2 separate regions of the Homo sapiens genome follow, and region 1 is linked to region 2. Evidence: chromatin loops called from intact Hi-C (ENCODE). Cell type or tissue: heart left ventricle. All regions are shown on one strand. Each heading gives the region's core, and the rest is flanking DNA. Links, peaks and the distances in the headings are about the cores only. Region 1 overlaps C1orf21 (chromosome 1 open reading frame 21). Region 2 has its middle 90 kb from the start of C1orf21-DT.

The links. A loop is a pair of places that touch in the nucleus more often than their neighbours do. Peaks named below come from ENCODE experiments on the same cell type or tissue, not always from the same donor. Only the 100,000 strongest peaks of a DNase experiment are listed, where the experiment ranks them.
Region 1: it touches region 2 in a loop (1.8-fold over the local background); 2 of 110 quality-filtered maps call a loop at or near these places.

What each region holds. Positions count from the first base shown.
Region 1 is chr1:184,493,260-184,496,177 of GRCh38, reverse strand. The region is part of intron 2 of C1orf21 (chromosome 1 open reading frame 21); the gene reads right to left. Among named protein-coding and RNA genes, the nearest start is that of C1orf21, 110 kb to the right of the region's middle. RefSeq lists an enhancer at 760-829. In heart left ventricle, for the core only: no CTCF peak of the experiment used is centred there; no DNase peak of the experiment used is centred there; H3K27ac peaks cover 2,500 bases.
Region 2 is chr1:184,295,465-184,298,382 of GRCh38, reverse strand. No RefSeq gene overlaps it. Among named protein-coding and RNA genes, the nearest start is that of C1orf21-DT, 90 kb to the left of the region's middle. In heart left ventricle, for the core only: no CTCF peak of the experiment used is centred there; a DNase peak (open chromatin) is centred at 1,602; H3K4me3 peaks cover 264 bases; H3K27ac peaks cover 2,500 bases.

The DNA.
Region 1 (2,918 bases), core at 147-2,646, 200 kb before region 2:
GATGCTCTATGGGTAGACCTGGCCTTGGCTTACCAAACCCCATGCAAATAACCTGTTACCTGCCCCCTTTTCTACCCCTTCCAGTGGGCCACTCCTTTAACATCTCATCTTCCAGGATTCACCTTCTGCCAACTTCTCTTCACCACACAATCTGCAGAAGCAAAGAAACCCTCCAAAAACCAACTTTCTACAAAAAAGTGAGTGTACCTAACAGAAAGCTTACATACTCACCATATCTTTTTTTTTTTTTTTTTTTTTTTGAGACAGAGTCTCACTCTGTCACCCAGGCTGGAGTGCAGTGGCACGATCTTGGCTCACTGCAACCTCTGCCTCCCGGGTTCAAGCAATTCTCTGCCTCAGTCTCCCGAGTAGCTGAGATTACGTCACCTGCCACCATGCCAGGCTAATTTTTGTATTTTTAGTAGAGATGGGGTTTCACCATCTTGGCCAGGCTGGTCTTGAACTCCTGACCTCACGATCCACCCGCCTTGGCCTCCCAAAGTGCTGGAATTACACGCATGAGCCACCACACCTGGCCCACCATATCTTGTAATAAACAAAAACAGTGTCTTTTACAGAGAATATTGATGCTATTTGATGGTGATGCTGGTAGTGGGGGGAGGGAGGGAAGATGAGTAAGTATATTGACGTTAATTTTTTCTTTAAAAGGTAACAATGCAAAGCAGAAAGGAGATTCAGAATGGGAAATTATCTGGGGGCTTGGTTTGACCTCCACAGAGATCTATGCTTCATTTGCGTATTTGTTCTGTCTTCTCATAGAGCACTGCTCCTATTCTGGGAAGACATAAAAAGAAAGATAAACTGAACTGGGATGGTGGGTACAAGTGAAGAGGATGGGAACAGGGATCAAAGCTCAGAGCAGCTCTTGGAGATCAGAAACTGGAGCTCAGAGTTCCATGAGGAACAAAAGAGTGTAGGGATGAGAGTCTATGTTGCGGGGGGAAGGCAAGAGCCAGGTGAAAGGGAGGTGGCTGTTACAGGAAGGGAGGCGAGAGTAGAAACTTGCCTCTTCGGGCACCCTGGCCCTTAAGAAACTTGCTAAAAATGAACAAGCAAGCCATGTCTGAAACCCCTTCACTCTCAGGTTGAATGAAATGAGATGTCACTGTGTGACGATGACATGCTGTGCAGATGAACTGCAGTCCCAGGAGGTTCTAGGGCTGCAGCACTTCTCCTCACTTGGGCCATGCCCTGTGCCTGGGTACAGCTGAGCCCTGGAAACTGAAGTAGGAATTTAACTGTTAATGATGTTCTTTTTATCCCAGCTAGCATCAAACAAATTTGCCTCAAGAAGGTAAAAAAAAAAAAAAAGCAAAAGCAAAAAACATTAATGTAGAATTTTGACCCTATTAATCCTTACAGCCCCATCTTAAAAATCTTTGCTTTCACAATTTTCAAATTTCATTTTTCATTCCATGTTGCTAAGCCTCAGACCATGGTCATTGCTCTAAAACATAAAAACTCTGCCTCCTGCAAGCCACCACTAAAGAGGAGCTTGTATTGGTACAAAATTCTACCTCCCACTGCTGCCCTTAACAGAGAAAACCACAGATACAATATGCTCTAATGAAGCTCATATTTAATCATTCCCCAATATCCCAAGCCCGCCCATATCTCATTATCTCCATTCATACCTCCCTAATCCAGACCACCAACATCTCTTGCTAGGACTACTGAGCAAGACTCTAACTGGTCAACTGCTTCACTCTCTTCCTATAGTCTATTCCCTACGTAGCAGTCAGACCTCATCACTCCCCTGCACTCAAAACCCTCTCCTGACTTCTATTACCTTTAGAACAGAAGCCAGTGTACAGAGCAGTACAGTCCGGCCCTGGACTGCCTCTGTGAGTTTGTCACCCATCACCCTACTGGCACAAGGGCATCAGGCTTCTTCCTGGAATCCACTAGCCAGCTCCCTCTCAGAAATTTGGCTTTGTTGTTTCTCTGCCTGAAACATTCTGTTCCCAGGTATTCTCATGGTTTGCTCAAAGGTCAGTTCCTCAGATAGACCTTCTCTGACAGATGACTCTGAAACAGCCATCCTGTCAACTCTCCATCCCCTTTTGTATTCTCATGACACTTTTCCCTGACAGTACATGTTTGTCTCTCTTTTTATTACCTTTATTACCTGCTAGAATGTGAGCCAAATGAGGGCAATCATTATCATATTACATGTTATATCTCTTAGTAAAATCCAGTTTATAGTATTTGCTCAACCAATAGTTCTTAAATGAATAACTTTAATTTTCAGAGTTCCATCAGAGTTAAAAGCACATTGTCTTTCATTTTAACATGCTGGCCATTTAACAATTGCATCATGGGAAACAAGGCAAGAAACAAAGGAGGAAAGCTGCACTCCAAACTCAAGATCTTATAAACACTTTCAGATAAAAAGACATCTCTTGAGTGACAGAAGGCAATGAAGACTAAAAGGTTAATGAAAAAATATTGTGTTAAACAGCTAACACAATAAATGCAAAAATACTTGGTGCCACATTAAAAATAAAATCCTATTTCATACATAATTTGACAATTTCTTCTTTGGTTATAGATCAAAATCAACAGTGACATTTATACAGTGAGGCATGCATATCTATAGCTGGAAGGGAATTTAAATGTAATTTAGCTTGTCTTGAATGTGGTTTTCAAATGAAAATCAAACGTAGTCTAAATAAAGATTTGTACTCGTGTGACTGTTTTGCAATTTGAAGGAATTAATTAGCTTCAAAGATGTGCTATTTAACATCATGATTTTTCACTTCACCCTTACTCTTTTACCTTCAATGCTTATAGCCATGTACATAAACTTTTAAAATTATTTTTAGATAAAATGTAAATGTACATTTATATTATAGCTTCCAGCACAGATTATTACTATGAAGAAAGCTGACTATAAA
Region 2 (2,918 bases), core at 264-2,763:
GCACATTACACACAGCACCCCTGCTCCCTTACATCCTTTTTTTTTTTTTTGAATTAGGCAGGTTAAAAATTGATTATGAAACAATATTATCATCTTCCTTTTTCTCCCACTTTTAAAACCAAACTTGTTCTATCCAATTCTAAGTAATGCTGAAATAGACTTTCATAAACTAAATTCACAAATCATATCAATCCAACATTTATTGGGCACCTACTTTATCCCAGGAATTATGCTAGGTACTGGAAATTTTAAAAATGAGTAACACATGGTCTCTATGATCTCATAGTCTAACTAGGAGAGATATGTGTAAAAGAAGATAGGCGTGAAAAAATATGTAAATGTTGTAATAAAGGTAGATATAAGAGTGGTTGGGAATATGAAGAGGGATATTTCTTTTGGGGGAACAGCAAGACCCAGACCTAGAGTAGCAATACTTAAGGGAAAATAAGACTTCATCTGGGGCATGAGGTGGGAGGGAGGGAAACTACCTCCGTGAAATACGGAGGCCTGCGTAGGACACTGATGGCTGCTCTACTGTGTCTAGTCTCACCAGCCCTTCCTTCTTAACTCTGATTTATTCGGGGATCTACCTCTATTCACTTGATTCAGGGGAAGTTGACCCTATCCCCGGCTGAGGGGCAGATCCCAATTAGTCCAAGATAAACACGGCAGTCACATTCCTGTGATTGATGGATTTAGAAATGGGTACATGATCAAATGCTGGCCAATGAGACATGAAGTCTCTTGGTTATCCAGGAAAGCTTCCCCTCTAAGAAAACAACATGTGAAGAGATAGTTGCCTTTCTTCCCACAGATGTTATCCTGTTTACTGCAATTAAGGGGGGTTTTCAGCTGCAGAGAGACATAGTTTGACTGTAGGTTTAGGGTAGCCAGAGCAGGAGGCATCACTGGGAAGTAGCTGGAAGTATCTGGGGAAGGACCTTGAGTTCGTCAAAGTTTCCATCTCCCAAGGTAAGCAGATGGGGTTATTCCCACAGTCATGGCCATGGCACAGTGACAACAAAACTGAACATCTTGACTCAAGGTGACCTTGTGCTAGAAAACAGGGTAGCCAGGTGAGGTGATACAGCTCTTAAGGACAGGGGTGGCTCATTTTAGTAAAGATTCTGCTAAAACGACACCCTCTATGGAAACTCTGAAGCTGTGTACCAGTCTTTTCAATCATGTCCATATACCTGAGTTGTAATCACTCATGATTGAAGTAAAGTGTGTAAAGTGTTTAGCGCAGTATCACAAATGTGGTAAGTGCTCGGTACACGTCAGTACCAGCATTATCACACACAGCAAAAAATCATTTCTGGAAGCTAAAGATAGCAGACTAATCTATAAAAATAATCCCAGGGAGATTTCTCTCTCCTCTGCCAGTTGGGAAGTTGGTTTGCCTAGTTGTATTTTGATTTCATTCCTAACAATTACCTTAGTCATCTCATAAGTTTTTCCTTGCACCCTTGGGACCATCGGGCCCATGACTCCAGCACCGCTCTAGCTGCAGGCTGCAGTTGGTCTTACTGATCCGAATTCTCAAATTTAGGTTGCTGATCCCACAAGCGTGAACTTCTTGGCTCTGTGTCTGGGCTCTCTGCTTTCAGTTAGACAGGAAACCGGGGCTGGGCAAACCTCCAAGGTTTTAGATTGGCCTTCTGTTCAGATAAGCTGCTAAGGATGTTTCTACTTGGGAACAGTAACAGCTCAAGTTTTTTCCTGGGTTTTAACTTGTGCCTTTGTGACATACCAACAGATTTAGAACTGACGTTATGATTGGAGTGAAAATACCCACATGTGACTTGAGTTAAACAGACCTCCACTGATCAGAGCCACAAGGCCAACTAATCTCAGGGTGTTAAACGGAAATTCTCTGAGAGGCACCAAGCAATCTATGCTATGAGAGATAAGTCAGGGAAAAGAGGTCTTTAGCCCGTGTGCTTATTTTTAACTGAGTTCAGTTTCATGTTGGGATACAAAGCAGTTTCTTTAGGATCTTAGAGAACTAGCCCAGTAGGGTGGGAGTTCAAATCCCCGCTCCATTGCTTATTAGGTATGGCCAAGTTATTTCTCTGATCCTCAGTTTCTTTACCGAAACTGATGATAATAACTTTCTCATAGGATTAGTGTGAGGATCAAAGTAGACATGTGCCAGAGGACTGGAACATAATAAATGCTCAATAAATAGTGGGTACTATTTCTAAATCCCCCAGGAGAGGTGACTGCTATTGTGTAAATGTATTTTACAAGTTCAGAAAAAATTAGATTAAGAAAAATAATGAAAACTAGCATTAATCAAAAATTTACTATGTTCCAGGCACGCTTCCAAGTATTTACATGTGTAACTCATTGAATCCTCACAACACTCTTTATTATTATTATTATTATTAATTTTTTATTTTTTTTGTCTCGCTGTGTCACCCAGGCTGGAGTGCAGTGGTGTGATCTCAGCTCACTGCAACCTCCGCCTCCCAGGTTCAAGCTATTCTGCCTCAGTCTCCCTCCTGAGTAGCTGGGATTACAGGCATGTGCCACCCTGCCTGCCTAATTATTGTATTTTTAGTAGAGACAGGGTTTCACCATGTTGGCCAGGCTAGTCTGGAATTCCTGGCCTCAAGTGATCCACCCCCTCGGCCTCTCAAAGTGCTGGGATTACAGGCGTGAGCCACCATGCCTGGCCTATTATTCCTATCTTACAGACAAGGAAACTCAGGCACTAGGAGATTAAGTAGCCCCTCTAAAATGGTGAGCAAAATAGGCCCAAGCTATTAGTCCTTCTGATAGACCAGTTTGCTTGAGAGAACAAATTCTTTCAGACATTCTCATTATATTTGATTCTTTCTGGATCTTTCATATTGGCTACCCAGGCTTAAGAATTTCCCCATGTTCCCTAGAAGCACTATATTAGGGAGAAG